2 separate regions of the Mus musculus genome follow, and region 1 is linked to region 2. The links are chromatin loops, found by intact Hi-C in ENCODE. Cell type or tissue: left cerebral cortex. All regions are shown on one strand. Each heading gives the region's core, and the rest is flanking DNA. Links, peaks and the distances in the headings are about the cores only.

Evidence for each region. A loop is a pair of places that touch in the nucleus more often than their neighbours do. Peaks named below come from ENCODE experiments on the same cell type or tissue, not always from the same donor. Only the 100,000 strongest peaks of a DNase experiment are listed, where the experiment ranks them.
Region 1: it touches region 2 in a loop (17-fold over the local background); 2 of 42 quality-filtered maps call a loop at or near these places.

The regions. Positions count from the first base shown.
Region 1 is chr7:103,384,542-103,400,917 of GRCm38, reverse strand. No RefSeq gene overlaps it. Among named protein-coding and RNA genes, the nearest start is that of Olfr603, 8.7 kb to the right of the region's middle. In left cerebral cortex, for the core only: no CTCF peak of the experiment used is centred there; no DNase peak of the experiment used is centred there.
Region 2 is chr7:104,808,148-104,824,523 of GRCm38, reverse strand. It overlaps the pseudogene Gm4887. Among named protein-coding and RNA genes, the nearest start is that of Usp17lb, 26 kb to the left of the region's middle. In left cerebral cortex, for the core only: no CTCF peak of the experiment used is centred there; a DNase peak (open chromatin) is centred at 6,576.

The sequences.
Region 1 (16,376 bases), core at 5,152-13,151, 1.4 Mb after region 2:
TACCTGATCTTGTTTTAACTTTGGTAAATATTATCTGTCTAGAGAAATCTTTCATTTCATTTATATTTTCCAATTTTGTGGAGAACAGGCTTTTGAAGTAATGATTATTTTAATTTCTCCAGTTTTTGTTTTTATGTCTCCCTTTTTCATCTTTGATTTTGTTAATTTGAATTCTCTCTCTCTCTCTCTCTCTCTCTCTCTCTCTCTCTCTCTCTCCACCCCCTCTCTGACTTTTAGTGAGTTTGGCTATGGGTTTTCTATTTTGATGTTTTTCTCAAAGAACCAGTTCATGGTTCTGTTAATAGTTTGTATTGAACTCTTTGTTTCTAAATAATTGATTTTAGCCCCGAGTTTGACTATTTCTCAAAGTCTACTACTCTTAGGTGTGTTTGTTTCTTGTTTTTTCTACAACTTTCAGGTGTGCTGTTGTCTTAGGATTTCTATTCTTGCACAAAGTTCATGACCAAGAAGCAGATGGGGAGTAAAGGGTTTATTCAGATTATACTTCCATGTTGCTGCTCATCACCAATGGAATCAAGACTGGAACTCAAAGTGGAGTTTTCTGGAGCTCAGAAAGCAGGAGCTGATGCAGAGGCCATGGAGGGATGTTCTTTACTGGCTTACTTCCCCTGGCTTGCTCATCCTGCTCTCTTATAGAACCCAAGACTACCAGCTCAGGGATGGTCCCACCCACAATGGGCCCTTCCCCCTTGATCATTAATTGAGAAAATTCCTTACAGCTGGATCTCATGAGGATATTTCCCCAACTGAAGCTCCTTTCTCTATGAAAACTCCAGCTTGTGTCAAGTTGACACAAAAAACCAGCAAGTACAGCTATTAATTTGCTAATATGAGATCTCTGTAATTTCTTCGTAGAGGCACTTAGAATATGAATTTTCTTCATATTTTCCTCTTCGTGTTGGAGTTTTCCTTCTAGTAGCCTGAGTAGGAATGGATTAGGAGAAAGATATTGTTTAAGTCTGATTTTGTAATGGAATTTTTGTGTTTCTCCATCTATGGTAATTGAAAGTTTTGCTGGGTAAAATAATCTGGGGGACATCTGTGGTCTTTTAGGATCTACAAGATATATGTCCAGAACCTTCTGGCTTTTAGAGTCTCTGTTGAGAAGTCAGTTGTAATTCTGAGAAATCTGCCTTCATATGTTGGCATTTTTCCCTTGCAATTTTTAATAGTCTCTTTTTGTTACAGTTACTATTTTGATTAGTATGTGACAGGAGGGTTTTCAAATCTGGTCCAATCTATTTGATGTTCTGTAAGTTTCTTGTACATTTATAGGCATATTTGTGTGTGTGTGTGTGTGTTAGGGAAGTTTTCTTCTATGGTTTTGTTGAAGGTATTTTCTGAGCCGTTGAACTGGGAATCTTCTTCTTCTATTCCTATTATTCATAGGTTTGGTTTCTTTCATAGTGTCCCAAGTTTCCTGGATGTTTTGTGATAGGAAATTTTTGATGTGTAATAACTGTAGCCACCAGTGGTCATGGAGAAGTGGGTTCCTGAAAGGAAAGCTGGGGATGGATGGGAAGGACAGCAAGAGAAATAATGAGCCAAGACTAAGTTCTCTGATCAAGGTTCAATGTTTAATTATTAAGTCTGAGTTTAAAGGGGGAAAACCCATCCCCCACTTTGCCAGGATCTCCTCAGGAAGACAAGCTCAGCTGCTCAGCATGTAGTGGCCTCTTGCAGGAAGCTGCAATTGTGGCAAGACAATAGACTTCACCTAGATAGGAAGACTCCACAATAGGAGAGCTAGCAGACTGTGGCAAAAACGAGGTCTGACTCAGCCCATTCAAGACTGGGGTTAAGGCACAGTGCTTCCCTTTTTATTTATTAAAAATAAGCAGGACTGGGGCATAAAATTTACTTATGCTTCATGGTCCTTCCTGGGAACTATAGTGGCTGGCAGCAATGCCTGGCTATGGACTGATTCTATACTCTCTCTTATTCATCCCAGAGGACATGCAAAGCTTGCTTTTGCTTATTTGTATAAACACAGCCTTTCTTAGTTTATTATGAACAAACCCAGCCTTTTGGCACATGCCTCTGTCTTAGGTTCATAAGAGGCATAGAATATCAGTGGCCTGTTTTTGGCTGCGATCCTTTATAGCACACCTTTTTCCCATTCAGACCAAAGCTGCAATATGTACTCAATGCATTTATTCATAATATATTTTAATAATTTATGAATTCATAATTTATGAATAACTGCCATATCTGAGCTTTGCTGAAGGTAAGCCTGTATGAAGATAACCAATCTGCTTAAAATACAAAGTCTAAAGGTTTTTTTTGTTTTTTATACTTTTTATTAGGTATTTTCCTCATTTACATTTCCAATGCTATCCCAAAAATCCCCCATACCCTCCCACCCACTCCCCTACCCACCCACTCCCACTCTTTGGCCCTGGCGTTCCCCTGTACTGGGGCATATAAAGTTTGCAAGTCCAATGGGCCTCTCTTTCCAGTGATGGCCGACTAGGCCATCTTTTGATGCATATGCAGCTAGAGACAAGAGCTCCGGGGTACTGGTTAGTTCATAATGTTGTTCTACCTATAGGGTTGCAGATCCCTTTAGTTCCTTGGGTACTTTCTCTAGCTCCTCCATTGGGGGCCCTATGACCCATCCAATAGCTGACTGTGAGCATCCACTTCTGTGTTTGCTAGGCCCCGGCATAGTCTCACAAGAGACAGCTATATCTGGGTCCATTCAGCAAAATCTTGCTAGTATATGCAATGGTGTCAGCGTTTGGAAGCTGATTTTGGGATGAAACCTTGGATAAGGCAGGCTCTAGATGGTCCATCCTTTTGACACAGCTCAAAAACTTTGTAACTCCTTCCATGGGTGTTTTGTTCCCAATTCTAAGAAGGGGCAAAGTGTTCAGTCTAAAGTTAAAAGCAACAGGATTAAGGTTGTCTGTGTGGATGTCCCAAGCACTCAATTCAATTGTAAATTAGCAATGATCAGATACAAGGCCTGGCCTTCTAGTGTGGGGGAGGTGGCTTTGAGAATCAACAGAAAAAAATGTTACTTCTCAGGAAATAGTAGAGGCTATACTCCAAATTAACTCATCTGGCTGATAAAGATTTTTTGCCTGTTTCTGGTCAGCATCAGATCCTCAAACTAGGTGGACTTGGAGGATGGTCCCATGTTCCACGGAGGACTCTCTGAGCAACAGGTTCCCTAACACACCCAGGATCTTGGAATCACTGGTGAGAGGAACACAACATCTGCTCCAAAACAACTGAGAGGGGCCTGTGCCAGCAGGAACAGGGACACAGGAAACCCATCTGACCAGCATCTGGTATGTGCCAGCCCCTCTCCACTTTGGGAGCAAACTCAGTGGACTGTCCCACAGTCCTCAGAGGATTCTACATGCTGCAGGCTCCCTAGCACACACAGGATCTTAGAACCACTGAGGAGAGTTGATCTCCAGAGAGGGCTCTGACCCCAGGACTCAGGTGAGAGCACCATCTTGTATCCAGGGTCTCTCAGAGACCAGTTTGCACAGGAGAGCATAAGGGCCACAGAAACAAGAAAGCTTCTTGGAGAGGGTCCTTTCTGGCCTTCATCATCATCTAGGAGGCATATCTGAGCTCTAGACCTCTGTGCACCTTCTCTGCAACAGAAAAGCTTGCCTGCAGAGAATGCTCTCACCACAGGGACTCTGGAGAGAGTTGAACTCCCAGGAGTGCTGACAGAGGCTAACAGACTCAGGAGGAACAAGCTTCAGCCAGAGACAGCTAGAACATTTAACACCAGAGATTACCAGATGGTAAAAAGCAAATGCAAGAATCTTACTAACAGAAATCAAGACTACTCGGCATCATCAGAACCCAATATGCCCTCCTGAGCAAGTCCTGGATGCCCCAAAACACTTGAAAAGCAAGATTCGGATTTAAAATCACATCTCCTTATGCTGGTAGAGGATTTTAAGAAGAGAATTTATAACTCACTTAAAGAAATATTGGAGAACAGAATTAAACCTGTAGAAGTCCTTAAAGAGGAAGCACAAAAATCCCTCAAAAGTACCTATAGGAGGAACAACAATATGAACAAATCACTACCCCAGAGCTGTTTCTCTAGTTGCATATGTAGCAGAGGATGGCCTAGTCATCTATAAATGGGAGGGGAAGCCCTTGGTATTGCAAAGATTATATGCTCCAATACAGGGGAATGCCAGGGCAGGGCCAGTAAGCAGGAGTGGGTGGGTTGGGGAGCAGGTCAGGGGGAGTGTATAGGGGGCTTTGGGGATAGCATTTGAAATGTAAATGAAGAAAATATCTTTTAAAAATGCCTTAAAATCCACCAAAGAATTAAAGGAAAACACTGCTAAACAGGTAGAAGTTCTTAAAGAGGAAAAGAAATCCCTTAAAGAATTACAAGAAAACACTACCAAACAGGTGATGGAATTGAACAAAACCATCCAAGATTTAAAATGGAAGTAGAAACAATAAAGAAAACCCAATAAAGAAAAGAAATCTGGAGATAGAAATCCTAGAAAAGAAATCAAGAACCATAGATGTGAGCATCAGCAACAGAATTCAAGAGATGGAAGAGAGAATCTTCGGTGCAGAAGATTCCATAGAAAACATGGATAGAACAGTCAGAGAAAATGCAAAATGCCAAGAGATCCTAACTCAAAACATCCAGGAAATCCAGGACACAATGAGAGGACCAAACCTACGGATAATAGGAGTAGATGAGAATGAAGATTTTCAAATTAAAGGGCCAGTAAATATCTTTAACAAAATTATAAAAGAAAGAAAGAAAGAAAAAAACTTCCCTAACCGAAAGAAAGAGATGCCCATGAACGATCAAGATGCCTACAGAACTCTAAATATATTAAACCAGAAAAAATTCCTCCTAACACATAATAATCAGAACAACAAATGTACTAATAAAAGATAATATTAAAAGCAGTGAGGGAAAAGGTCAAGTAATATATAAACGCAGACCTACTAGAATTATACCAGACTTCTCACCAGAGACTATGAAAGCCTGAGGATCCTGGACAGATGTTATACAGACCATAAAAAAAGCCAGCCCAAGCTACAATACCCAGCAAAACTCTCAATTAACATAGATGGAGAAACCAAAGTATTCCATGAGAAAACCAAATTCACACAATATCTTTCTATGAATCCAGCCCTTCAAAAGATAATACATGCAAAACCCAAACATAGGTAGGGAAATTATGGCCTAGAAAAAGCAAGAAAGTAATACTTCAACAAACCTAAAAGCAGATAGCCTCAAGAATAGAATCCCAACTCTAACAGCAAAAATAACAGGACGCAACAATTAATTTTCCTTAATATCTCTTAATATCAATGGACTCAATTTCTCAATAAAAAGACATAGACTAACAGACTGGCTACATAAACAAGACCCAACATTTTGCTGCATACAGTAAACCCACCTCAGAGAAAAAGACAGACATCGCCTCAGAATAAAAGGCTGGAAAACAATTTTCCAAGCAAATGGTCCAAAGAAACAAGCTGGAGTAGCCATTGTAATATTGAATAAAATTGACTTCCAACCCAAAGTTATAAAAAAGACAAGGAGGGGAACTTCATATTCAACAAAAGTAAAATCTTCCAAAATTAACTCTCAATTCTGAATATCTATGCTCTAAATGCAAGGGCATCCACATTGATTAAAGAAACTTTATTAAAACTCAAAGCACATATTGTACCTCACATAATAATAGTGGTAGACTTCAACACCGCATTTTCATCAATAGACAGATCCTGGAAACAAAAACTAAATAGAGACACACTGGAACTAAAAGAAGTTATGAAACAAATGGATTTAACGGATATTTATAGAACATTTTATCCTAAAACAAAAGGATGTATCTTCTTCCCAGCACCTCATGGTACCTTTTCCAAAATTGACCATGTAATTGATCACTAAACAGGCCTCAACAAATACAAAAATATTGAAATTATCCTATGCATCCTATCAGATCACCGCGAACTAAGGCTGATCTTCAATAACAACATAAATAATAGAAAGCCAACATTCATGTGGAAGCTGAACAAAACTCTACTCAATGATAAGTTGGTCAAGGAAGAAATAAAGAAATTAAAATTAAATTAAAGACTTTTTAGAGTTTAATGAAAATGAAGCCACAACATACCCAAACTTATGAGACACAATGAAAGAATTCCTAACAGGAAAACTCATAGCTCTGAGTGCCTCCAAAAAGAAACTAGAGAGAGCATACACTAGCAGCTCAAGAGCACACCTAAAAGGAACTAAAGGAAGCAAATTTACCCAAGAGGAGTAGAGAGCAGGAAATAATCAAATTCAAGGCTGAAATCAACCAAGTGGAAACAAAAGAATTATTCAAAGAATCAACCAAACCAGGAGGTGTTTGTTGTTGTTTTGTTTTGTTTTGTTTTGTTTGAGAAAATCAAAAAGAAACTTCTACTGCAGCCTGGCATGGATGTCATCTGAGAAGCTCTACCAGCAACTGACTGAGACAAATACATATAATTGCAGCCAAGATACTGAGGACGAGGAATAATATGGAAGAATTAGAAGGACCGAAAGAGCTGAAGGGGACTCCAATCCCATAGGAAGAACAATAGTGTCAACTAACCTGGATCCCTCAGAACTCCTAGACACTAATTCAAAAACAAGGAGCAGTCTCTGGATGGTCTTTCCTTCAGGCTCTGCTCTGAACATTGTCTCTGTAACTCCTTCCATGGCCATTGGGTTTCCCCTTCTATAAAGGATTCTGAGCTTCTAGGCTAATATCCACTTATCAGTGAGTGCATATCATGTGTGTTCTTTTGTGATTGGGTTACCTCCCTCAAGATAATATCCTCCAGATCCATCCATTTGTCTAAGAATTTTCTTAAATGCATTGTTTTTAATAGCTGAGTAGCACTCCATTGTGTAAATGTACCACATTTTCTGTATCCATTCCTCTTTTGAGGGACATCTGAGGACCATCTAGAGACTGACCCACTTGGGGATCCATCCCCAAAACAGCCACCAAACCCAGACACTAGGCAGATGCCAACAAGAGCCTCCTGACAGGAGCCTGATGTAGCTGTCTCATGTGGGGCCCTGTCAGTGCCTGGCAAATACAGAAGTGGATGCTCACAGTCATCCATTGGATGGAGCAAAAGGTACCCAATGATGGAGCTAGAGAAAGTACCAAGGGAGGTGAAAGGGTCTGAAGCCCCATAGTAGGAACATCAATATGAACTAACCAGTATGCCCAGAACTCCTTGGAACTATATCGCCAATCAAAGAAAACACATGGTGGAACTTGTGGCTCTAGCTGTATGTGTAGCCAAGGATGGCCTAGTCAGTCATCATTGGGGGGAGAGGTCCTTGGTCCTGTGAAGGCTCTATGCCCCAGTATAGGGTAATACCAGGGACCAGGAATGAGAGTTGGTGGGTTAGAAAGCAGGGGAAGGAGTGGGGGAGGATAGGGAATTTTCAGAGGGGAAACTAGGAAAGGGGATAACATTTGAAATGTAAATAGAGAAAATATCTATTAAAAAAAAGAAAAACAAACAAACAAACAAAAACAAACAAAAAACCCCAAGGGTCATAAGCTGGCTTGTTCATGGCCCCAAGCACCTGTACAGTAGAGGAAAGGCTTATTTGGCCTCAGTGGGAGAGGATGTGCTTAATCCTGTGGAAACTTGATGCCCTAGGGAAGAGAGATGCTGGTGGAGGTGAGATGGGGTTTGGTGGGAGGGTAGGGGAGCACCCTCTAAGAGGCAGGGGATGGGTGAAGAATTCAGGGAGAGGGACCAGGAAAGGGGCAACTTTTGGAATGTAAATAAATAAAATAATTTAATAGAAAATTTTCAAAATAAAGGGAGAGTTTTTTTTTTTTTTTACTGTATCAGGTTTCCAAAATACTTTTCAAAAGGTTATTAATTGCAGCTGTCTACATATTACCTCCCTCATTTCCCTCTTCTCTACCTCTTTCCACTTGATTCTCGTGTTCTATCTAGTCTTCTCTATACATCAATAACTGTTTTATTCCTTTTCTAGGAAGAACAATCTGTCTTGCCTAGTCCCTTACTAAACACCTAGCATCTTTGGTGCTATGGATTATAGGTTGGTTTTCATTGACGTAACAACTAATGTCCACATATAGGTGACTATATACCATATTTGTCTTTTTTTTTTTTCTGGATATGGTTTACCTCATTCAGGATGATTTTTTTTTCCCTAGTTTCATAAACTTCCCTGGATTTCACAATTCCTCTTCTTTCTTAAAGGCTAGGTAATGCTCCATTGTGTACCACATTTTTAAAATCCATTTCAGTTGAAGGCAATTAGGTTTTTTCCAATTTCTGGCTATTGTGAGTAGAGAAGCAATAAACATGGTTGAGCAAGGGCTTTTGAGTGAAATTAAGTGTCCTTTGAGCCTTTGTCCAGAGGTGGTATAGTTGAATCTTGAGGTAGATTGATTCCTGTATTCCTGAGAAATTGCCAAACTAATTTCCACAGTGGATGTACAAGTTTGTATACCCATCAGCAATGAATGAGGGTCCCCTTTCCTCCATATCTTTGTGAGCATAAGCTGTCACTTGTGTTACTGATCTTTGTAATTCTGATGGGTGTAAGTTGAAATCTCAAAGTACTTTTGATTTGCATTTCCCTAATGACTAGGGATGTTGCACATCTCTTTAAGTGTTTATCAGCCACTTGAGTTTCCTCTTTTGAGAATTTTCTGTTTAGATCTATATGGAATTTTAAAAATTATTATTATTATTCTTTAATTTTTTATACAGTCCAGTAATATCCTCCTGTATGCAATTTTTAAAACTGGGTCATTTGTTTCTCAATATTTAACTTTTTAGTACCTTATGTATTTCTCATATGAGTCCTGTATTGGAGATGTAGTTGGTGTAGTAAAAAAAAAAAAAAAAAAGCCACTCTATAGGCTGCTGCTGCTAAGTCCAAATGACCCTTTGCCATGCAGAAAGTTTTCCTTTTCATGATGCCCAAATAATTACCTGGGGATATTAGTGTCTGTGCTAATGATGCTCTGTTCAGAATGTCTCTTCCTGTGCCAAAAAATTCAAAGCTATTCCCTATTTTCTTTTCTATCAGGATTATTGTATCTTGTTATACATTGAGCTCTTTTATTTGGTGTTGAGTTTTGTTCAGGGTGATTAAGTATAAATTTATTTGGACCCTTTTAAGGCAGTGTCTTGTTTTTCAGTTTGTTTATATAGTTGATTGCATTTATTGATTTACATATGTTGAACCATCCTTGTGTCTATGGGATGAAGGCTACTTGATTGTGATGGATGGACTTTTTGGTATGTGTTCATAACTATTTATTGAGTATTTTTGTATCTATGTTCATAAGAGAAATTGGTCCATAATTTTATTTCTTTGCCTTGTTTTTATGTGATTTTTGGTATCAGTGTGTTTGTAGATTTGTAAAATGATTTAGACAGTATTCCTTCTGTTTCTATTTTGTAGAATAATTTAGAGGGTATGGACATTATTCTCTGAAAATATTGCTATTCTTATTGATTTTCTCGAAGAACCAACTCTTTTTTTTGTTGATTATATTGTTTTCTTGTTGTTTCTATTTTATTGATTTCAGGCATGAGTTTAATTATTTCTTACCATATATTTTTTTTTGAACTTTGAGGTGTGCCGCTCAGTTACTAGAGTGAGACATTGCCAATGTTATTATCTAGGCACTTAGTGCTTGGAACTTACCACTTAGAACCACTTTTATGGTGTCCCTAATACTATGTATTTTCAGTATTCATTTATTTCTTAATTATTGTCTTGACACAGTTTTTTCTTCATTCAATATGAGTTAGGTTTTTGTGAGTTTGTAAGCTTCTGTTTTTTTCTCCTGAAGGTGTTAACCAGCTTTAATTTATAGTGGTGAGGATGCAAGTAGTTATTTCAATTTTCTTGTATTTGTTGAGACTTGATTTGTACCCAACTATGTGTTCAATTTTGGAGAACATTCCATAAGGTACTGAGCAAAAGATATATTCTTTTGTGTTTGTGTAATCTTCTGTAAATACATTTTAGTTACCTTTGATTTATAGCATCAATTAGCAGCAGCTTTTCTGTTTAGATTTTGTCTATTGGTGAGAGTTGGATACTACAGTCTCCTCCTATCTTTGTATAATTCCAATACTTAATTTGAGCTATGAAAGTGTTTTATGAACTTGGGTGTACTTGTATTTAGTGCACAGATATGTAGAATTAGAATGTCCTCTTAGTGGATTTTTTCTTTGATAAGTATCGTTATTAGGGTTTTACTGCTGTGAACAGACACCATGAGCAAGGGAACATTTTTAAGGACATTTAATTGGGGCAAGCTTGCAAATTCAGTCCAGTATCATCAAGGTGGGAGCATGGCAACATCCAGGCAGATGTAGTGCAGGAGGATCTGAGAGTTCTAGATCTTCATCTGAAGACTGCTAGTAGAAGACTGGCTTCTAGGAAGCTAGCATGAGAGACTTAAAGCCCACACTCCTAGTGATACACCTATTCCAACAAGGCCACATCTAGTCCAACAGGGCCATAACTTCAAATCGTGCTACTCCCTGGGCCACCCATAACATTCCACTACCTGTCCCTCATGGGCTTGTTTAAACATATGAGTCTATGGGGGACATACCTAAGCATAGCATAATGAAAAATACACTTATTCCAACTTCCAAAGCCCCCAGTCTATAGCTGTTTCAACAATGTGAAAGGTTCAGTCTTCTAAAATTCATTCAATCACTTATCTATAATTTCCGAAGCCAAATAGGAAACCAGTTGGGCAAACTCCAAACTCCACATGTCCATGTCTGATATCAAAGCAGTCTTCAGATCTCCAACTCCCTTTTCATCTTTGTTGACTACAACAAACTTCTTTCTCCTGGGCTGGTTCCACTCCTTTTTAGCAGCTTTCTTCAGCAAATAGATAGCCCATGGCTCTGGATTCATGAACATCTTAGGATCTCCAAGGCAACTTCAGTTTTACAGCTTCTTGTTTCAGTGTTTGGGATCCACACATGATCTTCTGGACTCCTCTAAAAGGCTTGAATCACTTCTCCCGCTCTGCCCTGTGTAGCACTCTAAGCTCAGGTTGATCCACTCCACTGCCACTGCTGTTCTTGGTACTGATCATCCCTTGGTACAGGCCTTTCCAATACACTGGGGTCTTCCACTACAACTGGGCTTCACCAATAGTCTCTCATAGGCTCTCTTCATAGTGCCACACCTTAATTCCTTTGCATGACCCCTTAGGCCCTGGGCTATCAACAACAACTGAGCATGAAGCTTCACCAATGACCTTCTATGACCCTCACAGTGCCAAGCCTCAGCTGTTCTCAATGTCCCCTTCATGCCTTCAAAACCAGTACTACCTGGGTGACCTTTACACATTACCAAGTACAGCTTAACAAGAATTACAACCTTGGCTATCTCTTAAACACAGCTTCTTTGTGCTCTCAGAAAGCACTTCCCAGATTTCACCTCAGTGGTGCTGGTCTCTTCTTAATCACAGCTGTTTTGAAAGCTCCAGCTAACCAGCAATTGTCCCAATAATCCCTCTATATTTCAATCTAAAGCCAGAGCCACTTGATTGAAGTTGTCAAGTTCTGCTGCTTGCAGGAAATGGAACATGGTCCCCTTTATTGAATTACCACCTTTCTGTGTTTAAACTCTCTCTCTGCCTAAGCTTTGCTTTTTTGGTACTTGCTCTGTAGATTGACCTTGAACTAGGAAATCTTCTTGGCTCTGTTTCCTGTACTTCTGGGATTAAAGGTGTGTACCACAATGACTGGTGTTAAATTTAAACTGGATCCTGCTTTGTCCCAGGTTGGCCTTGAAATCAGAGATCTGTTTGGCTTTGTCTCCTGGGATTAAAGGTGTGGATGACCATGCCTGGATCTAAATTTAGCTGGGTAGGATCTTGCCCCCAAGTACTTTATTCTGTTATCTCCTAGAACATAGAATTCATTTCCACCTCACTTCCTGGTGCCCCTTTAATACTTGAACCATATATTTTACATCTTTCCTTTCTAAGCTTGCTATGCTTCTTCTAAATGCTCTTCATGAGACTTAAACAGAGAAAAAGGTCTCTGCTGGGCTTTTTTTTTTTTTTTTTTTTTGGGTTTTGTATTTTTGAGACAGGGTTTCTGTGTATAGCTCTGGCTGTCCTGGAATTCACTTTGTAGACCAGGATGGCCTCAAACTGAGAAATCTAACTGCCTCTATCTCCTGAGTGCTGGGATTAAAGGCTTGTGCCACCATTCCTGCCTTCTGCTGGGCTTTTTTGAAGCTTCCTTTGCCGGTGCAATTAATCTGAGTCTCTTCACCTTACCCTCAGGAAGACTTTTCAGACAACGGCAAAAAGTAGCCGCATTCTTCACCACAATACCACAAAAACAGTCTTTATGCCACATTCTGAAATTCTTCTCCTTTGAAATCTCTTGGGCCTGATCAACAAAGTTCAAATTACTACCAGCAACAAAGTCTTCCATATTCCTACTAGGATGACCCATTAAGCTTCATTAAAAGCATTCTACTGAGTTCCAAATCCAAAGTCACAAAACCCTCGTTCTTTCAAATACAAGCATGGTCAGGCCTATCACAGCAATACTCTACTCCCAGTACCAACTTCTCTCTTAGTTAGGATTTCACTGCTGTGAACAGACACCATGACCAAGGCAAGTCTTATAAAGGACAACATTTAATTGGGGCTGGTTTACAGGTTCAGAGGTTCAGTCCATTATCATCAAGGTGGGAGCATCGCAGCATCCAGGCAGGCAAGGCACAGTCAGAGCTGAGAGTTCTACATCTTCATCCAAAGGCTGCTAGTGGAACACTGACTTCCAGGCAACTAGGGTGAGGATTTTATGCCCACACCCACAGTGACACACCCATTCCAACCAGGTCACACATATTCCAACAGGCCCACACCTCCAGATGGTGTCACTCCCTGGTCTAAGGGTATACAAACCATCACAGAAGAATTTATTTTCAATTAAAAATAAGAAAATATTTTAAAATACTTTAGAAATAAAAGAAAAACTTTAGATTTTGAAATGAGTTGGTTTCAGGTAAATTTCAATCATCTCTCTGATATGACTGATATGTAACAATACAGTATAAAATATATGTACTGTGATATGTACCAATATGGTATAAAATAAGCAATCAGGTATTAAGAAAATTGTATGAATGAGCATGGCATTATAGAATTCAAAATGAAATTATAAGAAGCACTGTACATTGCTTTGATGTCAGAAAAATGCATAAAATGACAATGAAATATTTGAAAATATGGTTCCAATTATAAGACTATGATTAAAATAATTACAGAAATTAAGAGCCATAAAAGCTATAAATAAAAGTTGGCTCTATAAAAAATGATGATCCTTTGAAGCAAAACTCAGGAAAGACTCCAGAGTCCTAAGAGGGGTTTTGAAACTGTAGAATTCTAATGGCATGATAGAACTCTCCCATACACTCAGCCCCTGAACAGACTGAGCGAACCTGGTTTCTCAGGGGACTTGCCTTATCTTCATAAAGTCTATACCTGGAGAAGCTTGTAAACTCAAATCCTGGGCTTCCGGGCACTGTGGGAAGAGGCAGCACTTTGTCCTTCTTGATCAGGGAGCGCAGGTCTTGAGCCTGTGTTGTGGCTCCCACTAAAATGTCTTACAGCACATGAGTTGGTCCCTGAAAGTGGATGCAGAGGACTTACTGGAGGGTATATCAGGTGATCCTAGTTACAGGTGCAGCACAGGTAAAAGTGTTATCTCACTTTCTTCCAGCTTTCATTATGGAAAAGAAGGCTGTACACAAGACAGATAGATTGCTCTCTGACAAGAGCCTTGGTAAGTGCCTGGTGTCCGGAGCTTCAATAAATGTTGAGTCTTAGTGATCTCTTGGATATACTTGGGATAGTTTTAATGGAAAACCTCCTAAATGTGACCCTGTAGTATGGGATCTAATATATGTGTTATTATATGTTAATGGGACAGATTCTGAAAGGTGGTTAGTAAATTTAATTTTGAGCATAGTTTGTGTGATAAAGTGCCAATTTGAGCCAGTCTTATATTGTTCAAATAGAGTCAAGACTTTCATACATGTTACTGGTTTCACAATGTAATTTAGAAGATTTATGAATTTATCCTGGAAACTTTTTTTCCCCCTAAATAAATGCCCATAAAAGATTCTTAAATGATTATTCCATTTGTCACCTGATTAATTAGGCAATTTGTGCTTTGAATGATGATTTTAAAGTGCTGGCTCCTAATCTAACTGGCCAACTTTGATTCCAACCTATACGTAATGGTGTGAACTCAGCTCACACAGTGAATTTTTGTCTATATGATTGGCGTGATGCATTTTTCTTGCAAATAAGATTTTAGAACTGGGGCTACTCCCATGGATAACAATAATGAAAATGTATTTCCTCTTAGTGTGAACAAAGCCTTGGAATTAAGGCATTTTACTCAGCCTCCTGTATGCAGTCATGTTGATGATGGTCATAGCCTTTACAGATATAGAAAGGAAGACTTGGGAAATGATTTGTCTAAGGCCAGTAATAAGTGGCAGAGTCAATTTGTAAATGTGTGGTTTTTTTAGACCCAACCAGTGTGTCCATCCACCATAAATAATAGATACTCAATCATCCATGGTGAAGTAAAGAAATTTATGTGGATATAGAGTCCATAAGTGAATAAAGCAGAATGGCTCAGAAAGATCTAGTAAGAGGATATCTGAAAGAATGAGAGCTTCAAGTAAGTGCATGCTTATAGCACTGTTGAGAAAGGTGTGTGATGAAGAAGGAGTATGGGGTGATGTTGCTTTAATTTGTAGATACGACATCAGTCAAAGGGCAATGAACTCCAAGTCCTGTGGAGGCATTTTGTATCTTAACCCCTGGATGTTAAAATTTGAAATAATTAATATATTATAAGTGTGTGTTTTAGAATTGAGGTGTAGACTGTTGTCTGATCTCATATATAAAATAGTATTCCTAGAATCAGAGTCCTTATGATGAATAGGTTGAAAGGGAAACAGTCCCTTATTGAGAGCAGAATAACAAATACAAAGAATATAACACCCAGTACAAATAAGACTTATATCGTAAATAAAAGGCAAATTCAAAACAAAAACATGACTGTATAACCCTTAATCTTTTAGGATATTCTCTTCTGTCTTGAGCAATGATTTTCGAGTTTAATTTCTTTGTAAAATAGTGGATATAAAACATGACTAAACTTACAATGTGCCATAATCCCAGCATCTACATTCTTCCTTCCATCTTCCTGAGTCTAATGGAGAGCCCACTGTTCCAGCGTTACAAATCTTTCTGCCGTGGTTTTCAATTCCAGGCACTATGTCATTATGTGCTTATTGTTCAAATACAGATACCTGGTGATTTGGATAATTTCAATAATTTGTATATTTTCTTTGTAAAATGTCAATTTAAGCCTTCTTATTTCTCCCCATTACCTTTAAACGTATTTGAAGACATATTTGTATACTCTAAACAAAAATTCTTTTTAAATTCAGCAGTGGAAGTAGGGATTGTGCATATTTCTCTCTGTTCACATTTTCACTAGAAAACTTACAAATCTGGCAAGATAAGATATATTAATTTGATAGTTATTGCCTCTTCTGTCTTAAAAAAATAATAGCTTCTAGTGGATGGTAAAATTTATTTTCCTGTGTTGAATATAAAAATATTAGTATTTTAAAAGATTTGTTTATTTTTGTTGTTTTTAAAGACTATTTTAACTTAAAAATATTAATATGTATTTGGAAGGATTGTAAAGTTAGATTTGAGGTTTTACTATTTAAGCATGATAAAATTACCCAATTACCTAACAAGTTTCTATGTTTATTGAATTAGTAAATTAATTTCTTCATAAAAATCAAGTTGCTCTTCCTATTGGGTTGCCATCCCCTTCAGGTCCTTCAACCCTTCTCCTAACTCTTCCATAGGTGCCCCCTACCCCAGTCTAAGGGTTATCTTTGATGCCCCAGAGAAAATGGATATGAGGAGATAATGTAGGGATAGGTGAGTGTGTGAGGCTGTGGGGGACAGGTAGTGAGTGGTTGGAGAGCACCCTCTCAGAGACAAAGGGGAGGGGGCATAGGTTGAGGAACACTTGAAGGTGGGGCCAGTGTAAATAAGTAAACTAACTTAAAAGATAAAAATAAATCAAGTTGCATGTAATTATGTGATTGTTTCTGATGTTTTCTAGGTTCCCTGTTTATCTGTCATTTCTCAGTTGTCACATTTTATTCCTTATTCTTCTAATAATCTTGAAATCTTTTCATGTGTATTGTTATACCCCCACTACTCTTTTAAAGGTAAATTAGAATGTATCTA
Region 2 (16,376 bases), core at 3,077-11,076:
AACAAATAATGCATACATGATTCTCAGCAATCATTGGTTTAATTATTAGTAGGGTTACAGGATCACGTCTATATTCTGGAATGTGCATTGACTTTGGTGTAGTGTAATAGGCTTCAGAGCATCGTTGCACGTGATGCCTCAGAACAGTGCCCGCTGGCTCTGGATCCAGGACATGTAGTACTCCCTCTGCTTGAAATGGCAGTGAAAGACCCCCGAAGGGAGACCCTCACTCAGGCACTCAAGTCCCGGGACAGCCGCATACCCAAGAAGACACTGAGACCATACATAAAATGTAGAAGGCAAGATTTAATAAAGCAGCAACATGAAAGCACACAGACCAGAGCTCTGGGGTCGAAACTCATACACCTAGTGGTGTAGAGGAGAATCGACGGTCAGCCAAAATTTTTCATAGGCTTATATAGTAAAACTCAAAGGGGGAGAACTGGGCAGGGAAAGTACAAGTTTACATCACTAGGGGGTTCTGCCAAGGGACAAGGGGTTCTGCCAAAGGAATCTACGTAACTAAGGGGTCATGTCCTATCATTTGGCAATGTACCCGGTTCATTTTGAGGTTGTTCTAGGAGGCCTTTATCTCAAAAATGTTCTTGGAACAGTTTTTAGTTGGGAGGGTTCGAATTTTAGGGTGAGGAGTTCAGGAATGCATTCTGGGGTGAAAAGTTTAGGAGTGTTCCGGGAACAATCTCTAGATGGGAGGGGTCGGGCTCTGGGGTGAAGAAGAGTTCAGTAAAAAATTTTTATTCTTCAGCAGCTGTGGTGATGGTCTAGACAGGGCACCAGGACTCTCAGTGTAGCACTCTATGGCACGTGTGACAACTGTACACTTGTACAACTAAAAAGTTTACCTCTCGTAAACAAGTATGACGTCACTGTCAACTGTCCTGCATATGTAAGTAGTAAAGTCTACGTATTTGTAAATAAACAAAATACACAATACTCAAATCTACTTTTAAAAATTTCCATCAACCTGTAATTCCTCTTATGGTCTATGTGAATACACGCTGAATTTCTGAAAGGGTGTGTATTAGGTAATAAGGCTCTGCAATGGGTGCTTCATATTTCATACCATGAAATGTACAATACTGACATTATCTTGTGCAGCATGAAGTTCAGGTCAAGGACTTCCAGATCCTGGACACGATGGTCCACTTCAGAACTTCTCAGTTATGGCTCTGCAGCAGGTTTAGCAGATGAAATCACCAAGTGTTCTAACTCCCTCTATTTCAAGTAACAAAGAACTCTTGAGGCTCTAAACTCTCTAGGTTGTAACTGAAAACACAAAGCTTCAGACAACCCGTGTTCTGAGAGACATTATTCACTGAAACAAGATCCCTGGGCTAAGTATTATCTGTGTCAGCCTACTAAGTAGTAGTAATCAATAATTTTAGATCTGAATGAACACTTGCTCCCAAGCAACAGGACAATTTGCTTTAAGATACATAGTTTCAAAGAGAAAAATAAACAAACAAACAAACAACAACAACAAAAAAAAACCTTGAAACTTCCAACATTTTTCTTTAGTTTTGTTCCTTTTTGAGTGATCCTTGGCTTTCGAACATGAACGTCTGGCTTCAGCCCTCTGGACTCACTTTGGAAATAGCTGGAAAGTTCTGCAAAGACCTTACTGGACGCGAGTCTTCCAGTGCTTGGGGGGTGGGGGGGGAGGTTGCACTGTCTGGTACCTTTCGAGCTTCAGTGTGAACTGCGTTTCTGAGATCTGATGCTACTACAATGGAGAGGTGGGACAAGAAGCACTGCTGCAGTTTGCCTTTCTCCACCGCAGCAGACAGCCCATCCTGAGCATGTTCAAAGCAATCAGCTGCCCGCCTCCTCCTAGGCTCCTTAGCATACTCAACAGGTGTGAGTATCTCAGGGTCGTTCGCTTCCCTTTATAGGGAAAGTTAGACCTCACTACAGAGTTCTGAAGAGCAAGACCTTATGCTTTGTGGAACTGGCCCACCTATGGAAAATATTGAAGATTATATGAAAGTGTGGAATCAACACGTTATGAAAACAGTGTGACAAAACCAAACATCACTATGTTGAAACCTTGTCTAGTTTTAACTAAAAAATAAAGATCATGAGTCTTCTATAGCATTAATTTAAAAAATACATAGAAGTAAAAAGTGCTATTTTTCAAAAAGTACAATTTTCCTCCCAACTATATCAACATGGAATGATTTCAGTTCTCCTTATACTAAAAGCTGGAAATTTTACAAAACTATATTGCAACATTTAATAAGACAGTTTTAGTCAGTAGTGGCTTCTGCTTCCGCTGGGCCCCTAATCAATCTTCGGATCCCCCTCTTTCCCGCAGGACCTTTCGGTTTAGCAAAACTCTGCTTATGTGCATGCTGCTTGGGGTGGACTTCATCGTACAGGAAATCCGCAGTCAGCTCATCACCATTGTCTATCTCAATCTTTCTGATCACATCCATCTGTAGCTGTCGCTCTACAATCTCGAGCAGAGGGCTCTTGCAGCTGGAATACAGCATCCGCTCTCTTATGCTGCACGTGTATCCAGGCATCAAATAAATAAAAACTACGGACTCTAAGTAGTCTCCTTCGTGGGAATGCTTATACAGAAAGAAATGGTAACGCGCTGAATCCTTGGGAATCCTCTTTGGCAAATCTCTTAGTTCTGTATTTTCTGTGTTGGCCAAAGTTATTGTTTCATTTTTTATATCTATTTCCAACTGCACATAGTTGAGCTGCTTCTTACTCAGCTTCTCCAAAGCCTGGAAGGCATCTCGAGAAATAGGAAATGCTACGCCGTGTAGTGTCTGGTGCTTTGTGTCCACACTCACATCAGTTTGGACCTCATTGATTTTAATCTGCCGTAATTCTTCCTCAGGAGTGGTCAGCGGGGCAGGGGAAGACTGGGACAGCAAATACTTTTTATATCCATGTAATGATATGTCCTCCTTTACTGTTCCAAACACTTCATCTTTAATGTGGCCACCTCCAAATTCTTTCTTCAGAGTTGCTCTTGTTACTACATACAGCATTTTCTGAAGTACATGAGAATGATCTGGAGACCACGCAATGAATATCCATTCATATCCCTGGGCATTCTGAGAGTCTAACCTGAATAATACATAGCACGGCTGCTTGTCCTCCAGCAGAGGCAAGACAAAGGAGTCGTAATCCTGTTCCCAGGAATCTGAAAGTGGACTACAGGACCCAACCACCAGTTGCTCATTTTCGATAGATATTTTCAGAAGTCTGTATTTCCCGTTTCTGGCTCGGGCAAAGATCTCTTTGACATCTTCGCTTGTTTGGATGCTGGTCTGGTGGGACATGGCGGTGGCCCCAGGCTCCCGGCTCCGGCACAGGGTGTGGTAGCGGCTCCGGCCGGCGGATCCAGCTGAAATTTTTTTTATTAAATTATTTTATTTATTTACATTCCAAAAGTTGCCCCCTTACTTGTCCCTCTCCCCGAATTCTTCACCCATCCCCTGCCTCTGAGAGGGTGCTCCCCTACCCTCCCACCAACCCACATCTCACCTCCACCAGCCTCTGACTTCCCTAGGGCATCAAGTTTCCACAGGATTAAGCACATCCTCTCCCACTGAGGCCAAGTAAGCCTTTCCTCTACTATACAGGTGCTTGGGTCCATGAACAAGCCAGCTTATGACCCTTGGTTCGTTTGTTTGTTTGTTTGTTTGTTTGTTTTTCTTTTTAGTAGATATTTTCTTTATTTACATTTCTAATGTTATTTCCTTTCCTAGTTTCTCCTCCGAAAATCCCCTATCTCCCACCCCTCCTCCCTCTGCTCCCTAACCCACCAACTCCAATTTCTGGTCCTGGCATTCCCCTATACTGGGGCATAGAACCTTCACAGGACTAAGGGCCTTTCCTCCCATTGATGACTGACTAGGCCATCCTTAGCTACACATACAGCTAGAGCCACAAGTTCTACCATGTGTTTTCTTTGATTGGTTGTATAGTTCCAAGAAGTTCTGGGCGTACTAGTTAGTTCATATTGATGATCCTACTGTGGGGCTTCAGACTGCTTCAGCTCCCTGGGTACTTTTTCTAGCTCCATCATTGGGGACCTTTTGCTCCATCCAATGGATGACTGTGAGCATCCACTTCTGTATTTGCCAGACCCTGGCAGAGCTTCATAGGAGATAGCTATATCAGGCTCCTGCCAGCAGGATCTTGTTGGCATCTGCTTAGAGTCTGGGTTTTGTGGTTGTTTTGTGGATGGATCACCAAGTGAGGCAGTCACTGGATGGTCCTCAGATGTCCCTCAACAGAGGAATGGGTACAGAAAATGTGGTTCTTTTACACAATGGACTACTACTCAGCTATTAAAAACAATTAATTTATGAAATTTTTAGACATATGGATGGATCTGGAGGATATCATCTTGAGTGAGGTAACCCAATCACAAAAGAACACACATGATATGCACTCACTGATATGGGAATATTAGCCTAGAAGATTAGAATCCTTTTTAGAAGGGGGAACAAAATGGCCATGGAAGGAGTTACAGAGACAATGTTCAGAGCAGAACCTGAAAGAACAACCATCCAGAGACTGGTCCTTGTTTTTTGACTTAGAGTCTGGGAGTTCTGAGGGGTCCAGGTTAGTTGACACTATTGTTCTTCCTATGGGGTTGGAGTCCCTTTTAGCTCTTCAGTCTTCCAAATTCTTCCATACTGTTCCTCGTCCTCAATACCTTGGCTGCAAGTATCTGTATTTGTCTCAGTCAGTTGCTGGTAGAGCTTCTCAGATGACATCCATGCCAGGCTCCAACAGAAATTTCTTAAGAGAATGATATAAAGGACATCCAAACTGGTCAAGAAAACTTAAAGTAATAAATGGATCTAGAAAAAAAGATCCTGAGTGAGATAAACCATATCCAGAAAAAAAAAGACAAATATGGTATATACTCATCCATATGTGGATATTAGTTGTTAAGTCAATGAAATCCAACCTAAAGCCCATAGAACCACAGGTGCCAGGTGTTTAGTAAGGAACTAGGCAAGACAGGTACTCCTCCCTAGGAAAGGAAAATACTAGTTATTGATGTATAAAGAGGAAGACTAGACAGAACAGGAGAATCAAGTGGACAGAGGGAGAGAAGAGGGAAACTTAAATATCTATTGTTTGGTGGCACAGTCATATATAGAACATCTAACATGAACAGGACTGTCAAGATTGGAAGTGAGTTCAGTAAAGTTGTAGGGCACAAATCTAACAAACAAAATATTGTAGCATTTGAGGTTAGTGTCTGTCCAATTGACCATTTGCATGAACTCAAAAGACAACTCTAATTACACTGAATTCTAAATAAACCATAGAAATTTAGTAAAACAAAAATTTTAAAAGTACATTATATTTAACTTAGGTACATGATATGAGTCTAGAATAATGTCCATTTCATCCTGGGTGCTTTGAGTTAGGATCTCTTGGCATTTTGCATTTTCTTTTATTTTTATATCCATGTTTTCTATGGAATCTTCTGCACCTGAGATTCTTTCGTCCATCTCTTGTATTCTGTTGCTGATGCTCTATGGTTCCTGATTTCTTTCCTAGGATTTCTACCTCCAGACTTGTCTCCTTTGGTTTTTCTTTATTGTTTCTACTTCTATTTTAGATCTTGGATGGTTTTGTTCAATTCCATCACCTGTTTGGTAGTGTTTTCTTGTAATTCCTTAAGGGGTTTTTGTGTTTCCTCTTTAAGGACTTTTACCTGTTTAGCACTGTTTTCCTATAATTCTATGATGGATTTTTAAGGCATTTTTTATTAGATATTTTCTTCATTTACATTTCAAATGCTATCCCCAAAGCCCCCTATACACTCTCCCTGCCCTGTTCCCCATTCCACCCACTCCCGCTTACTGGCCCTGGCATTCCCCCGTACTGGGGCATATAATCTTGGCAATACAAAGGGCCTCTCCTCCCATTGATGGATGAGTAGGCCATCCTCTGCTACATATGCATCTAGAGACACAGCTCTGGGGGGGTACTGGTTAGTTCATATTGTTCCTCCTATAGGATTGCAGACCCCTTTACATCCTTGGGTACTTTTCTTTGAGGAATTTTTGTGCTTCCTCTTTATGGACTTCTATAGGTTTAATACTGTTCTCCTATATTTCTTTAAATGAGTTATAAATTCCCTTCTTAAAATACCTTACTAGCATTATGAGATGTGACTTTAAATCTGAATCTTACTTTTCAGGTGTTTTGGGATATCCAGGACTCGCTCGGTAGGGCATACTGGGTTCTGATGATGCCGAGTAGACTTAATTTCTGTTATTAAGATTCTTTTGTTTGCTTTTCACCATCTGGTAATCTCTGGTGTTAGATGTTCTAGCTGTCTCTGGCTGGAGCTTGTTCTTCCTATGATTCTGTTAGCCTCTGTCAGCACTCCTGAGAGTCCAACTCTCTCCAGAGTCCCAGTGGTCAGAGCACTCTCTGCAAGCAAGCTCTCCTGTTGCAGGGAAGGCGCAGTGAGGTCTAGAGCTCAGATATGCCTCCTGGATGAAGGAAGAAGGCCCGAAGGGACCCTCTCCAGAAAGCTTTCTTGTTTCTGTGGCCCTTGTGCTCTCCTGTGCAAACTGGTCTCTGAGAGTCCCTGGATACAAGATGGTGCTGTCACCTGAGTCCCGGGATCAGAGCCCTGTCTGTAGGACAACTCTCCTCAGTGATTCTAAGATCCTGGGTGTGATAGGGAGCCTGCAGCATGTAGAATCCTCTGAAGACAGTGGGACAGTCCACTGAGTTCCCTCCCAAAGTGGAGAGGGGCTGGCATGTACAAGATGCTGGTCAGGTGGGTCTCCTGTGTCCCTGTTCCTGCTGGCACAAAACCTCAGTTGTTTTGGAGCAGATGTTGTGTTCCTCTCACCAGTGAGACCAAGATCCTAGGTGTGTTAGGGAACCTGTGGCTCAAAGAGTCCCCTGGGGACCATGGGCCCATCCACCAAGTCCATCTAGTTTGAGGATCTGATGCTGACCAGAATGAGGCAAAAAATCTTTATCAGCCAGATGAGTTAATTAGGAGCATAGCCTCCACTATTTCCTGAGAAGTAACAGTTTTTTCTGTTTTTCTCAAAGCCACCTCCCCCACACCAGAAGACCAGGCTCTTTAGACTTTAACTTTAGACTTTGTATTTTTAGCAGATTGATTACCTTCATACAGGCTCACCTTCAGCAAATCTCAGATATGGCAGTTTTTCATTGATATGAAGAAATGCATTGAGTGCATATTGCAGCTTTGGTCTGAATAGGAAAAAGATGTGTTATGAAGGATGGAAGCCAAAACCAGGCCACTAATGTTCTATGCCTCTTATGAACCTAAGCCAGAGGCATGTGCCAAGGGGCCATGTTTATTCATAATAAGCAGTGAAATGCCATGTTTATGCAAATAAGCACCAGCAAGCTTTGCATGTCCTCTGTAGGATAAGAGCGAGTATAGAATCAGTCCTAAGCCAGGTGTGACTACCAGCCACCATAGTTCCCAGGAAGGATCATGAAGGATAAGTAAATTTTATGCCCCAGTTTAGCTAATTTTTAATACATAAAAAGGGAAGAACTGTGCCCTAACCCCAGCCTTGAATGGGCTGAGTCAGACCTTGTTTTTGCCACAGTCTACTAGCTCTCCTACGGTGGAGTCTTCCTATCTAGGTGAAGTCTACTGTCCTGCCACAACTGCAGCTTCCTGAAAGAAGCCACTACATGCTGAGCAGCTGAGCTTCTCTTCCTGAGGAGATCCTGGCAAAGTGGGGGATGGGTTTTCCCCCTTTAAACTCAGACTTAAGAATTAAACATTGAGCCTTGATCAGAGAACTTAGTCTTGGCTCATTATTTCTCCCGCTGTCCTTCCCATCAATCTCCAGCTTTCCTTTCCCCACTTCTCCAAGACCATTGGTGGCTACAGTTATTACACATCAAAAAATTCCTATCAAAAAACATCTAGGAAACTTGGAACACTATGAAAAAAACAAACATATGAATAATAGGAATAGAAGAAGAAAAAGATTCCCAGTTCCAAGGCTCAGAAAATATCTTCAACAAAACCATAGAAGAAAACTTCCCTAACATTAATATATATATATGTATGTATATATATATATATATATATATATATATATATAGCTATATAGCTATAAATGCAGAAGAAACTTATAGAACACCAAATAGATTGGGCCAGACTAGAAAACCCTCCTGTCACATACTAATCAAAATAGTAACTGTAACAAAGAAAGATTATTAAAAATTGCAAGGGAAAAATGCCAAGTAACATATAAAGGCAGATTCATCAGAATTACAACTGACTTCTCAACAGAGACCCTAAAAGCTAGAAGGTTCTGAACAGATATCTTGTAGATCCTAAGAGACCACAAATGTCCCCCAGACTACTTTACCCAGCAAATCTTTCAATCACCATAGATGGAGAAACACAAAAATTCCATTACAAAATCAGACTTAATCAATATCTTTCTCCTAATACATTCCTACTCAGGCTACTAGAAGGAAAACTCCAACACAAGGAGGATAATTATACTGAGGAAAACCCTAGAAATTAATCATCTCATAGAAAACCAAAGACAGAGAAATATAGGCACAAACACACACAAACTCACACAGTACCACTAGTAATATAACAATCACAAGAAATAACAATCATTGGTCATTAATATCTTTTAGTATTATAGGACTAAATTCACCAGTTTAAAGTGACAGACTAAAGAGTACATAGATAAACAGAATCCATCATTCTGATGCATACAAGAAATAAACTTCAGGAACAAAAATAGACATTGCCTCAAAGTAAAAGGATTGAAAAAGATTTTTCAAAAAAATGGACCCAAGAAATCAACTGGAGTAACCTTTCTACTATTTAAGAAAGTAGATTTTCAGGCAGGGCAGTGGTGGTGCAGACCTTTAATCCCAGCACTTGGGAGGCAGAGGTAGGCAGATTTCTGAGTTTGAGGTCATCCTGGTCTACAGAGTAAGTTCCAGGACAGCCAGGGATTCACAGAGAAACCTTGTCTAGAAAAAACAAAAGAAAGAAAGAAAGAAAGAAAGAAAGAAAGAAAGAAAGAAAGAAAGAAAGAAAGAAAGAAAGAAAGAAAGGAAAGGAAGGAAGAAAGAAAGAAAGAAAGAAAGAAAGAAAGAAAGAAAGAAAGAAAGAGATTTTCAACCAAAAGTAATCAAAAGAGATGGGGAAGGACATTTCATAGTCATCAAAGAGAAAAATCCACCAAGATGACATCTCAATTCTGAGCATCTATTTCCAAATACAAGGGCTCCCACATTTATAAAAGAAATATTACTAAAGTTTAAATCATGCATCAAACCCCACACAATAATAGTGAGGGACTTCAACACTCTATTTTCACCTACTGGTAGGTCATCAAGACAAAAACAAAGCTGAGAAATAATGAAATTAAGGGACATTACAAATCAGGACTAACAGATATCTACAGAACCTATCATACAAAAGAATAGATCTTCTTCTCAGCACCTCCTGGATCCTTCTCAAAAATTGACCATATGCTTGGTCACAAAGCAAGCCTCAACAGATAAAAGAAGATTGAAATAACCCTTTGCATCTTATTGGATTACCATGGATTAAAGATGGATTTCAATAACAATAGGAACAACAGAAAATCCACTCAGTCATGAACACTGAAAAACTTTCCATGCAATGGTCACTTAATCATGGAAGATATAAAAATAGAAATTAAAGACTTTCTAGAATGCAATAAAAATGAAGACACAAAATACCCTAACTTATGGGACAAAATGAAAAGTTCGCTAAGAAGAAAATTCATAGTACTATGTACCTCTATAAAGAAATTACAGAGCTCTTATATTAGCAACTTAACAGCACACCAGAATTCTGTAGAAACAAACAAACAAACAAACAAACAAACAAACAAACACACACACACACACACACCTAAGAGAAGTAGACTTTGGGAAATAGTCATACTCAGGGCTAAATTCAATTAATTAGAAACAAACAAAAAGCAGGGCAGTCAGTAAAGGTGCTTGCTCCCCAGGCTGACAACCTGGGTTTGAACCTGGGTCTCACATCATGGAAGTACAGAACTGATTTTGTAAGTTGTCTTCTGACCTTCACATGAGTGTACACATATATAAACACACACACACACACACACACACACACACACACACATACACACACACTACAAACACAAAATAAATAAAATGCAATGAAAAGGAAAACAGAGTAGCTTGTAAAGGGAAATGATCTTGTCCAAGGAACCTAAGCAACTTTGGAAACAAGTAGTACTTGGTACCATTTTGAGGAAACAGGTTGTTCATTTCTAATGGCACGAGTCAGGGCCTTTAGGAAGGTACTAAGAACAGTATTTAGATTTTACAAATTATGAGTTAACTCTTGCAGCAAAATGAAGATATTTGATTAGTTGTCTATTGCCCTGAAAATGTAAAACTATTATCTTATAGATGGCATTATTTGTCTCAGATTCATCATGTCTTGGACAGAATGAGGAAATGTGTATAAGCTCCCTAACTATTGAGGTTCATACTGCTTTTGTTGTTTTGGATGGAGGTGACTTGGAGACATGAGGTCTGTAGTTCTGTTTGAGTGGACTGAGTACTGTAACTGAGCCACTTACTAGAGAGCAGCTGGATGGGGTGTGAGGTGATGCCCAGGCCCTGCCTTCTGATTGCTAGTACCATTGACTTCTTAGCCTCAGTGTGTGTTCTGATAGTACCCTTAGCCTCAGTGTGTGTGTTTAGGGACATAAAGCGAAAATCTGTCACATTCCCAAAAAGTCAGATTAGCTGCCAAGTAATGAGATTCTGAATGAAATGTCAATTTGTTTCCTAATCTAGGCTTAAAATGAAGATGTTGTCTGCCCTTAAAAAAACACATAAAACAAAAACCAGTCCTTATATAGAGAATATGATCAATGCAATTTCTCATAATTTTTCTTTTATCCTTAGAAAATGTTATAAGAAAGGTAGAGTAGCATCGGATTCCTGTTTCAGAGATGAAACCTTCATCCTATGGATAACTTTTGTTTTCCTAACATAATGGAACTAGTAATATTTAGGTAGACATGAAAGCTAGTCTGAGGAAAGCAGGAGAGCACTGGGTTTCTCTGTAGTCAGGCTTTCATAACACATTATTCCTTCACGGGAGCAGTTTTCATGCTTCTAAGCTAAAGCTCTAGGAAGAACATTTGTCACAGCCTTTATCAAACTCGAGTGTATACTTGCAAATGAAGTAAGAGTGGCATGCACCATAGAAAACTGTGGCCACTCATCACCAACTTGGGAAGCTATTGAGTAGGGGAACTTGTTGCCAGCCTGGGAAAACATTTGCTGCCTTTTAAAAATGCAATGTGGACTATAGCTATGATTTACTGAAATGATTTTATTTTCTGTGCATGTGTTCTACTTCAGATGTCACACTTGTGTAATATTTAGACTTACTCTAATACTCTGAGAAGAGGTGTACTGTACAAAATTTTGTAACATACAAAACCACTATTTGGCTAAAGTCTTACTGAACCAAAAAGGGAACACAGTGGTATCTCAGAATTTTACACCTACTATTCTCTCATCTTTACCGATCATTAATGACGAATGCAGCAGTAATTTGAGAAAGTATTCAAAGCAAGTAGAGTCAATCAGTGTTTTAAACATCATAGAAATACTTCATATTCTGAGGTCATATAAATCAAAGAAACAAGCTTTTTAAACAAATCATAGTAACTGTCACAAAAGCGATGGTACAAGCCCAGGAACAAACAATAATTTGAGCAGCTCTGTGGGGAATGAGAAGGGAACTGTTTCATTAACAACACACTAGAGTAGGGTTTCTCCAGTTACCATTCTCAGTGTTGTGAAGGGCAGCAGAGTTCCTAAGCCCCATGGCTATACAGATGCCTACCTCACAGAGTCTGTGCAGAGGAGCAGAGATTTCCTGAAAATTTTGTGATTTGGAGAGTTTATTCAGCATTTATTCTTTGGAATAAAAATAGCTTATCTAAAAAAATGGAAAAGAAAAGAAAGAAAGAGAGAGAGAGAGAGAAAGGAAGGAAGGAAGGAAGGAAGGAAGAAAGAAAGAAAGAAAGAAAGAAAGAAAGAAAGAAAGAAAGAAAGAAAGAAAGAAAGTTGATTTTCAACCAAAAGTAATCAAAAGAGATGGGGAAGGACATTTCATAGTCATCAAAGAGAAAATCCACCAAGATGACATCTCAATTATGAGCATCTATTTCCCAAATACAAGGACTCCCACATTTATAAAAGAAATATTACTAAAGTTTAAATCATGCATCAAACCCCACCCAATAATAGTGAGGGACTTCAACACTCTACTTTCACCTACTGGTAGGTTATCAAGACAAAAACAAAGCTGAGAAATAATGAAATTAACTGACATTACAAATCAGGACTAACAGATATCTACAGAACCTATCACACAAAAAATAGATCTTCTTCTCAGTACCTCCTGGATCTTTCTAAAAAATTGACCATAAGCATGGTCACAAAGCAAGCCTCAACAGATAAAAGAAGATTGCAATACCCCTTTGCATCTTATTGGATTAAAGCTGGATTTCAACAACAACAGGAACAACAGAAATCCCAGACTCATGAACACTCAAAAACTTTCCACCCAATGATCACTTGATCGTGGAAGAAATACCAAACAAAACAAAAAAAAAAAAAAAAGACGTTCTAGAATGCAATAAAAATGAAGACACAACATACCCAAACATGGGACAAAATAAAAAGACTGCTAAAAAGAAAATTCATATTACTAAGTGCCTCTACAAAGAAATTACAGAGATCTTATATTAGCAACTTAACAGCTGTACTGGCTGGTTTTGTGTGTCAACTTCACACAAGCTGGAGTTCTCACAGAGAAAGGAGCTTCAGTTGGGGAAGCACCCTCATGAGATCCAGCTGTAAGGCATTTTCTCAATTAGTGATCAAGGGGGAAGGGCCCCTTGTGGGTGGGACCATCCCTGGGCTGGTAGTCTTGGGTTCTATAAGAGAACAGGCTGAGCAAGCCAGGGGAAGCAAGCCAGTAAATAACATCCCTCCATCGCCTCTGTATCAGCTCCTGTTTTATGAGATCCAGAAAGCTCCATTTTGAGTTCCAGTCTTGATTCCTTTCCTGATGAACAGCAACATGGACGTGTAAGCTGAATAAACCCTTTCCTCCCCAACTGCTTCTTGGTCATGATGTTTGTGCAGGAATAGAAACCCTGACTAAGACAATAGCACACCTGAAAGTTGTAGAGAAAAAAAGAAGAAGAAGAAGAAGAAGAAGAAGAAGAAGAAGAAGAAGAAGAAGAAGAAGAAGAAGAAGAAGAAGAGGAAGAAGAAACAAACACACCTAAGAGTAGTAGACTTTGAGAAATAGTCAAACTTGGGGCTAAAATCAATTAATTAGAAACAAAGAGTTCAATGCAAAGAATTAGCAAAACCATGAATAGGTTCTTTGAGAAAATCAACAAAATAAACAAACCCATAGCCAAACTAACTAAAAGTCAGAGAGAGAGAGAGAGAGAGAGAGAGAGAGAGAGAGAGAGAGAATTCAAATTAACAATATCAAAAATGAAAAACGGAGACATAACAAAAAAAACTAGAGAAATATTAAAAAATCATTACTTCAAAAGCCTGTTCTCTACAAAATTGGAAAATATAAATGAAATGAAAGATTTTTTTATAAGCATATAATATTTATCAAAGTTAAATCAAGATGAGGTAAACTACCTAAATCATCTTATAACATTTTAGGAAATAGTCACTAAAAGACTCCCAACCAAAAAAAAAGCCTTTGAAAGTTTACCCGAGGGCTGAAACCCACAAGCTACCCACAAGACCCGCCACAGGATCTTAAGACCTCTGGTGAGTGGAACACAGCTGCTGCTCCAATCCACTCGTGCAGGACCTGAGACTGGATTAATTAGGGAAGCAGAAAACCCCGGCCTGATCAGGGGCACAAGTCCCTTCCGGTCCATGCCAGCACAGGGGTATCTTGGGCTTGGAGTCTGCAGACACCCATAAGGTATACACAGGACCCTCCACGGGATCTTGAGACCGCTGTGAGTGGATCACAACTTTTTCCAAAGGCAGGTTCGATCACCAGATATCTGGGCACCTTCCCTGCAAGAGGAGAGCCTACTTGCAGAGAGTACTCTGAACACTGAAACTCAGGAGAGAGCTAATCTCCCAGGTCTACTGATAGAAGCTAACATAAACACCTGAGGAAGAAGATCTAACCAGAGACAACTACAACTAACTGCAGAGATTACCAGATGGCGAAAGGCAAAATTAAGAATCTTACTAACAGAAACCAAGACCACTCACCATCATCAGAACGCAGCACTCCCACCCCACCCAGTCCTGGGCACCCCAAAACACCAGAAAAACTAGACCCGGATTTAAAAGCATATTTCATGAAAATGGTAGAGAACATCAAGAAGGACTTTAATAACTCACTTAAAGAAATACAAGAGAACAGTACTAAACAGGTAGAAGACCTTAAAGAGGAAGCACAAAAATCCCTTAAAGTATTGCAAGAAAACATGACCAAACAGGTGATGGAATTGAATAAAACCATCCAGGACCTAAAAAGGGAAGTAGACACAATAAAGAAAACACAAAGTGAGCCAATGCTGGAGATAGAAACCCTAGGAAAGAAATCTGGAACCATAGATACGAGCATCAGCAACAGAATACAAGAGATGGAAGAGAGAATCTCAGGTGCAGAAGATTCCATAGAGAACATCAGCATAACAATCAAAGAAATTAAAAATGCAGAAAGATCCTAACTCAAAACATCCAGGAAATCCAGGACACAATGAGAAGACCAAACCTACTGATAATAGGAGTAAATGAGAATGAAGATTATCAACTTAAAGGGCCAGCAAATATCTTCAACAAAATTATAGAAGAAAACTTGCCAAACCTAAAGAAAGAGATGCCCATGAACATACAAGAAGCCTACAGAAGACCAAATAGACTGGACTAGGAAAGAAATTCCTCCCGACACATAATAATCAGAACAAAAAATGCACTAAATAAAGATAGAATATTAAAAGTAGTAAGGGAAAAATGTCAAGTAACATATAAAGGCAAGTCTATCAGAATTATACCAGACTTTTCACCAGAAACTATGAAAGACAGAAGAAGATCCTGAACAGATGTTATACAGACATTAAGAGAACACAAATGCCAGCCCAGGCTACTATACCCAGCCAAACTCTCAATTACCATAGATGGAAAAAACCAAAGTTTTCCACGACAAAACCAAATTCACACATTATCTTTCCACAAATCCAGCCCTTCAAAGGATAATAACAGAAAAAAAACCAATACAAGGATGGAAACCACGCCCTAGAAAAAGCAAGAAAGTAATCCCTCAACAAACCAAAAAGGAGACAGCCACAAAAACAGAATGCCAACTCTAAAAACAAAAATAATAGGAAGCAATAATTACCTTTCCTTAATATCTCTTAATATCAATGGACTCAATTCCCCAATAAAAAGACATAGACTAACATACTGGCTACACAAACAGGACCCAACATTCTGCTGCTTACAGGAAACGCATCTCGGGGAAAAAGACAGACACTACCTCAGAGTGAAAGGCTGAAAAACAAATTTTCGAGCAAATGGTCTGAAGAAACAAGCTGGAGTAGCCATTCTAATATCGGATAAAATCGACTTCCAACCCAAATTTATCAAAAAAGACAAGGAGGGACACTTCATACTCATCAAAGGTAAAATCCTCCAAGAGGAACTCTCAAGTCTGAATATCTACGCTCCAAATGCAAGGGCAACCACATTCATTAAAGAAACTTTAGTAAAGCTCAAAGCACATATTGCACCTCACACAATAATAGTGGGAGACTTCAACACACCACTTTCATTAATGGACCTATTGTGGAAACAGAAACTAAACAGGGACACAGTGAAACTAACAGAAGTGATGAAACAAATGGACTTAACAGATATCTACATAATAATTTATCCTAAAACAAAAGGATATACCTTCTTCTCAGCATCTCATGGTAACTTCTGCAAAATTGACCATATAATTGGTCATAAAACAGGCCTCAACAGATACAAAAATATTGAAATCGTCCCATGCATCCTATCAGATCACCATGGACTAAGGCTGATATTCAATAACAAAATAAATAATAGAAAGCCAACATTCACGTGGAAACTGAACAACACTCTTCTCAATGATACCTTGGTCAAGGAAGGAATAAAGAAAGAAATTAAAGACTTTTTAGAGTTTAATGAAAATGAAGCCACAACATACCCAAACTTATGGGACATTACGAAAGCATTTCTAAGAGGGAAATTCATAGCTCTGAGTG